Linked DNA regions of Mus musculus: region 2 is linked to region 1. A link is a contact called in ENCODE POLR2A ChIA-PET data. All regions are on one chromosome and are shown on one strand. Each heading gives the region's core, a stretch centred on a gene start or an enhancer-like site at or near the end of the contact. The rest is flanking DNA. Distances are from core to core; before and after follow the strand shown.

Evidence for each region. ChIA-PET counts read pairs that join two places held with the same protein, here RNA polymerase II (POLR2A).
Region 2: POLR2A ChIA-PET joins it to region 1 with 10 read pairs in embryonic stem cell. The contact joins the promoter of Sgf29 here to the promoter of 4930456A14Rik in region 1. POLR2A ChIA-PET finds 5 or more read pairs at or near these places in 3 of 5 experiments (Patski and embryonic stem cell).

The regions. Positions count from the first base shown.
Region 1 is chr7:126,500,878-126,504,345 of GRCm38, forward strand. It overlaps 4930456A14Rik (a long non-coding RNA gene), which reads left to right and starts at 1,557. Exons shown (of 3, transcript XR_869939.3): 1 at 1,557-1,722. It overlaps Atxn2l (ataxin 2-like), which reads right to left and starts at 2,560. Exons shown (of 22, transcript NM_001361487.1): 1 at 2,023-2,560; 2 at 545-581; 3 at 379-435; 4 at 226-297. The coding sequence starts at 2,315.
Region 2 is chr7:126,647,644-126,651,111 of GRCm38, forward strand. Sgf29 (SAGA complex associated factor 29) reads left to right here and starts at 1,666. Exons shown (of 10, transcript NM_029339.3): 1 at 1,666-1,834.

The DNA of each region.
Region 1 (3,468 bases), core at 307-2,806:
AAAAGCCCCAGTCCAACATGGCAGGGTCAGTATCAGAGGGAGAAGATGGATTCGCTCTTAAAGCTTTCTAGTCTTTCAACGTCAAATGCCCATGTCACTCTGTATTTCCCAATGTCAACCAGAGAACTTAGCAAAAGCCTCAAAACTGCCCGCTGTCACCCAACACACACTCTCAATCTCACTCTCCTTCACAGCTTCAGAAATTCCTAATTTGAGTACACTGACCTTTGAGCTCAGAGTCTTGAAAATGCCCTCGTAAGTGGTGCCATTTTTCACCTTTACGTCACAAGTAGAACCCTAGCAAGGTGAACCATTTAGTCATTTTAAGAAACTGAAACAGCATATTCCTCAGACACCCAGGTTAAAGCTGTTACTTACCACTACAGCTGTCAGGAAATGCAGCATCCTGGAATTGTTATAGACACCTTCAAACACCTGTCACACGAGAAAAAAGTAAAGGGCAGCAGGTGAATACTCTCTTCTCAGATTGTCCCACACTGTCTGTCTTCCGAGTGTCTTTACAGGAGGAAAAGAAGGCACTCACGGGTGACTGTGGGGGTCCCTTTCCGGTGGTCTGTCCCCTATTAAAAAAGAAAGAGAGAAATAGTTTTAATTAGTAGTGAACCCTAGACCAATGTACCAGGTCAACTTGCTGATTTAGGCTATAGACTGATTAACAAGCAAGACTTTTCAAGTTCTCACATTAAAGAAGAAAGTAGGCATTAACTGCTAAAACATTTTCTCCGAATTCAAGATTTTAAAAAAGTCAACAAAATATTCAATAAACAATAGCTGTCAAATGTTCCTAACAGTCAGTGCAATACAACCTGACTTCCTCTAAGGGACAGTCCTTCACTCTTCCGATAAACCACTGCTATAGTATTAAACCAACAGCACACTTCAGCTGTGAAGGCGAAAGCCCGGGCATCCCAAACGCAGCACCTCTGAGCTTAGACACATTACCTCCCAAAGGAAAAAAAGCTTTCAGGAGCCTTGGATTCCAAATCCCAGGAGAAGTATATTCTCCACACCCCACCCTTTCGCCCTCATTATTTTCATTCAGCCTGTTACCCACTCTGAAGGGATCCCCAAACGCCAGGTAACACAGCTCCTCGACGGCTGATGTAACCGGCAGTTGAGGAGGGCGAGGAGGGGGCCGTTGGCTGGGCTGGGGGACCGCGCAGCCGCAAAAACCATCCACCGGGATGCCTCGCCCGGTCTGCGCCTGCGCACTACAGCCCATCGCGCTCCACCACCCGCTCTAGAACAGAAGCCACTGCGCCTGCGTCCAGTGCCTCTTTCTATCGCATTGACACACCGAGAAAAACCGAGGGCACCCACTCCCCACTCACCGACACCAAACGCCCCTAAACCCTCCAAATAACCCCTCCCTCCTCCGCCTCTGCTCTACGTGTTACCGGGGCAAGCCAATGCCCGAGTCATAAGACAGCATCCGCGCGCACGTACGCCCGGGGAGCGCGCGCGCAGGAGCTTCCCAGCCCGCAGTCTTCCCAGTAGCCGCTGCTTCCGCGCCCCCGCCCACCCCGTCCCCCTCTCACTGGCTACACCGGGAAGAGGAGGGAACAATCCGCTCCCAAGTCCCTCCCTCCCCATTGGCCAAACTGTGGGCCGCGCGCCCCCCCCCCATTGGCTACAGTCGGGGACCCCTTCATGCAGCTGACTCCCCATTGGCTGAAGCCGGGGACCGCGAGATCCTTCGTGGTAATGGAGCTAGGGACCCCATCACCTCCTCAACCCCCCCAACACCCTTTGCCGACGGAGCTGGCGGGATGCGCCCCGCCTCCCCTCAGGGCCCAGACCCCCAAGAGGTGACTAGGCCCAGAGAGCCGAGCGCTGCCCCCAGGCTCCTGGAGACCTCCCGGAGAGCTTTCTCTCCGACCTGTTGGCACGAGGGTCCACCCCCTCCTTCACGGGGTCCTGGGCCCCCAAGAGCCCCCTCAACAGCTCCAAGCCGGGGCGCTGCCTCCCGGGCTCTCCCTAGCCAGGAAGCCCCGTCCTCACCTGACGCTGCCGATAGCCACTGCCCCTGGCCTTTCTTGATGCTGCGGCGGCGCTGACGCCGCTAAGATGCTTTCGGCTCCGCGGCGAAGTCCGCTGCCGGCAGCGGCTGCAGGCCCCAGGCACGGAGAGACCGCTGCGGGAGGCCCCGGGGGAGCCGCGGTGGCGGTCAGCGGTCCCGGGAGGCCGCCGTTGGGAGGGCTGGTCCCGCCGGGAGACCGGCGAGCCACGGCCTGTTGCGTGGGGGGCGGCTGCTGGGGTTGGGAGGTCTGTTGTGGCGGCTGAGGCTTCAACATGATGGCAGCGTCCGGAAGAGAAATAAGAGGGAAGGGAAAGAGGGCCTGGGGCCGGGCCCCTGCTGGAGAGCGCGGGAAGCGAAAGAGATCGCCAAGCAGGGGACCCGCCGTTGGCGGGCGGGGGGAGCCCCGCGGTGTCAGGGGTGGATCGAGAAGACGGCGGCGCGAGGAAGCGCCGCGAGGCGGAAGGGGAGGGGGGATCTCGCGGGCCGGTGGACAGCGAGAGGGCGCGAGCCGGCCTGGCGCGCGTGCGCGTCGCTGGAGAAGGAGAGGGAGGAGCGCGGGCGGAAGCGCCGGCGGGGGAGGGGCGCGGGGAGCGCCGCCAGGCGGTTAGTTCCGGAACAGAGGAGAGGCTCGAGCCGTGGCTCCGACCGGCCTAGCCCCTGGGGCGGAAAAGGAGCCGCGCAGGCGCTTAGCGCACCTCTAGGTTCTGAGCCACCTTAAATGCTGGCGGCCGCGGTTGCTTCACAACGAGGGTGGGCGGGGCCAAAGCCGGGAAGGGGAAGTGCCGGCGGACCCGCCCCTCCCACGCCGCCAGCGTAACGTCAGAAAGTCTCCGCGGTGGTGTGAGGTGTCACGTCGTAGCGTGAGGTTCTTCCGCCACTGGGTGACCGGTGGGCGGAGTCTCGGGAGCAAGAGAAAAAAAAAAATCCCTAGGACTGGAAAAACCTAGTACAGGTAACTTAAGGCAGGTGGGTTTTTAAAGGTGCTGCTCTCCATCTTAACTGCTTTAAAATATTAATGAGCGTCAGAATGACTATTCTGAGCATATGTGCATCCCAACAAATGTGCCCAATTCTAAATTGAAATTCAGTGATTCTTTCAGGGAGAGCGACCCCCTGAACAGTAGCAATACAAGCCGTCTGAAAGCCAGACTGACTAAGAGTATATTACAGAATCCAGCTGCATAGCAAGACACGGTTAGAAAACCGTGGTATAGTGCTTGCCTATTAAGGCAGCCCTCATTCAAAATTAGGGCAGCTATGGTGCTTCAGAACTTTAATTCCAGTACTAGGAAGGGAAGGTAGGAGGATCAAAAGTTTGAGGCTATCCTGCATTGTATAATAAATATCAGGTCAGCTGGGCAGACCCTGTTTCAAAAGGAAAAGTTGATGGAAAAGTCCATGCTTTGGGTAACTAAGCCACTCAAAGC
Region 2 (3,468 bases), core at 416-2,915, 150 kb after region 1:
CTTTCTCTCTTTCTTTCTTCCTAGACTAGTCTCACTGGTGTCTTGAACTCCCTATATAGAACAAGCTAGCCTCATTCATAGACATCTACCTGTCTCTGTCTTCTAAATGCCACTAGCTTTTCCATGTAGTCCAAGATCACCTTCCCAGAGAACGGTGCTACCTACAGTGGCTGGGCCTTCTGTATGAATTAACATGGTAACGTGGTAGTGCACTCCTATAATCCTATATAATCCATTAGACAATTCCCTATAGCTAGGTCTGTCTGGGAAATTCCTCAGTGAAGACTGCATTGTCCAGTGGCTCTAGGCCCTGTCAAGTTGTTAAAATTAACCAGGACAACTGACTAGACATACAGATTCAATGAAAGAAAATTATTTTTTCAAACTGTAAAAAGTATGTGTCTCCGTGTGGGTATGTGCACGTGAGTGCAGGTGCCAGAGGACAGCACATCAGTACCCTTGGGGCTGGAATTGCAGATCGTTATAAGCCACTACTGTAGGCACTGGGAACTGAACACGGGCTCTTTGCAAAAGCAGTACATGTTTTTGATTGCTCGGCATCTCCCCAGACTCATTCATATACATACACACACACACACACACACACACACACACATATATATATATATGTATACACACACACACACACACACACACACATATATATATATATATATATATATATATATATATATATATATATATATATATATACATTAATTTCTTTGCTAGTCTAGGGGCTAAAATAGTTTCAGTGTTAAAATGTAAGGTTTCCTAATAGAAAAATATCTGATAGCTTGTTGTATGCCAGGCACAGTGCTATGTACTGGGAATGTCTAATGATCTTGACCTTATAGCATTTGTAATTCTATCAGAGAATAACAATATGTAATTATAAACTTTAAAAGATTTTCAAAAATATTTTTATTCTATGTCCAGGCGTATGTATATGTGTATGTGCACCTGTGCAGTGCCCTCAGAGGCCAAAAGAGGGCATTAGATCCCTTGGAGCTGGAGTTACAGGCAGTCTGAGCCAGCTGACCCAAGTGCTGGCATTCTAATTCTGGTCTTCACGATTGAGCAGTACTTGCTCTTAACCACCAAACCATATTGATTTTTTTAGGTGTTATGTACGAAATATTAGGATAGTTAGGGTGGGAGCAGTCCCTAGGGACTGAGCCCGGGACCATGCTAAGCAAGTGTCCTACCACTGCACTAACTGGGCAGGCATCCACAGGGTAGGTATCCAAAGATGTAGCTAAATGTTTGCATGTCCAAATCTTTTATTTGCTGGGAAGATTCTGTAAAATACAAGTACTAAACCTAAAACTGCTTATTTGGAATTTAAAAATATTTTCAGATACATTTTAAATTCACGGCAAATTTCAGCTTAAAGTACAGAGTTCTCATCTGCGTCCTGGGGCCCTCCCTCCTCATCCCCAACAATCTGATGTGGTTTTGTTGTTGTTTTCTTCTGGTGCAGAGGATCCGCTCCCATCACCTTTCACATGCGAAGCGAGGCTTCACGCATGCTTTTCTGTTCCTTTGACTCTGATCTATTAAATCATGATTAAGTACATCAAAGCACAGGTGTCGAAGTAAGAACTACGTTTCCCAGAGTGCAATGCAGCACGTCACAGAGAAGTACCCGGCATGCGCAGAGGAGTCCTCCGCGCTCGACCGCGCTCATAAGAGAAACAGCGTGTGTGGTTCTTGACGCGCCGCGAACCTTCGAACGCAAGTGCGAGACTACCCTGTGAGGAAACGTTCCAGGGATTCGCCTGTTCCCGCCATCGCAGTTACCAGCGCGACGTGCTGTTTCTTCCTGTGCTCGGTAGGTGGGACGGGGCCATGGCAAGGTACCTCCAAGCAGCGCGGGAACGAAAGGCCAGCGTTCCTGCCCGGCGCCCGGCTCGCCGAGGCGGCGTCTGAGGAGACGCGCACGCGCCCTGGACGGGAAGGGGGCGGGGCTGTGGGAGCCGGCGCCCTGGGGCTTGCGCGTGCGCCCTACCTCTCTGAAGAGGTGGGAAGCGGCTGGAGCTGGCTAGTCTAGATGCCGGCAGCTGATGTGAGTCCCAGACATCAGCACATTTTACTACTTTCTCAAAAGCTTAGTTTTTGGTAGCCCAACCTGGCCGTGAGATCGCAGTCCTCCTCCCCCAATCCCGAGTGCTGAGATTACAGACTGCACATGCTCTAAAGGTGTCCATTTTCACAACAGTAACTTCATCCACTCTCCAGCTCACTCTTGTGTTGGCTGACACATGTATCCTAGGACGTCTGCGTCTACTCATCAGCACCTTCCCCTACCTGTCAATGTTCAGCTTTCTCTAGGGAGGCTTTGACTCATGCTGTTTCACAGAAACAGCTCTAACAAAGCCACCTTGACTTCTGGATTCCGAAGTTCAGTGATACAGGATTGGTAGCATCCTCTTTCATTGCCTCGGTTCTCCTCTAAAGAACTCCTGCTTCCATTGCTTCATCTTTAACGGTTGTACCATCAAAATACATAAACCCTTCTTCATCTTGCCTTTCTTTCTGTTCCCTCCTTGGACATTGTCTATTTCACACTTTAAATAAAAATAAAATTTATTTTGGTGCTCTCGTTTCTATCTTGTAAAAATATTTGGTGTGTGTGAAGGCAGGCATGTTCATTCCATGGCACTTTTGTGGAGGTCAATTGACAGCTTTCAGGAGTTCTCTCCTTCCATCATGTAGGCTTCTAGGATGGAACTCGGGGTATCAGGCTTGGCACAAGCACTTGAATCTGCTGAGCTATCTCACTGGCCCTCAAATTTACATCTTGTAGATCAGTATAATGTTGTGGTGTTAGAATCCACAGGGAAAGACCAAATCTTAGGCTCAATTCAAATTTAGATGAAATGGATTTCTTTTATTTATTACTGCTAGGCAGTAGGCAGTAATAGGCAGAAGGATGTCAGCCTTAAAGCCAAACAGCATGCCATGTGGTGTGGAGGGATCCAAAGGAAGGAAGGGGGCTGGAGAGATGGCTCAGCAGTTAAGAGCACTGACTGCTCTTCCAGAGGTCCTAAGTTCAATTCCCAGCAACCACATGGTGACTCACAACCATCTGTAATGGGATCTGATGCCCTCTTCTGGTGTGCATGAAGACAGTGACAGCGAAATAAATAAGTCTTTAAAAAAGTTAAAGGAAGGAAGGGTTATAAAGGTAGATAGCAACGGTGACTCTTACAATTAATTATCTATAGAATCCATAGCTGGGCCAGGTCATTGTTTTTCTCCCCATGTTGTTTCTCTTTCCCATTGTATAGTAATAAAACACTTCTTCATCCCAGTCCCACAGATAAGCAAGTTTACAAACGCAGAAAGCAGGAACACAATTATCTTATTCTTATCTTGCCTGCAGGGCAAAGATAAGAAGGCCCTGAAGGGTTGACTGCCTGGTACCATAAATCTCTCTGGCCATCACAGGGGAGTTATGTGTAA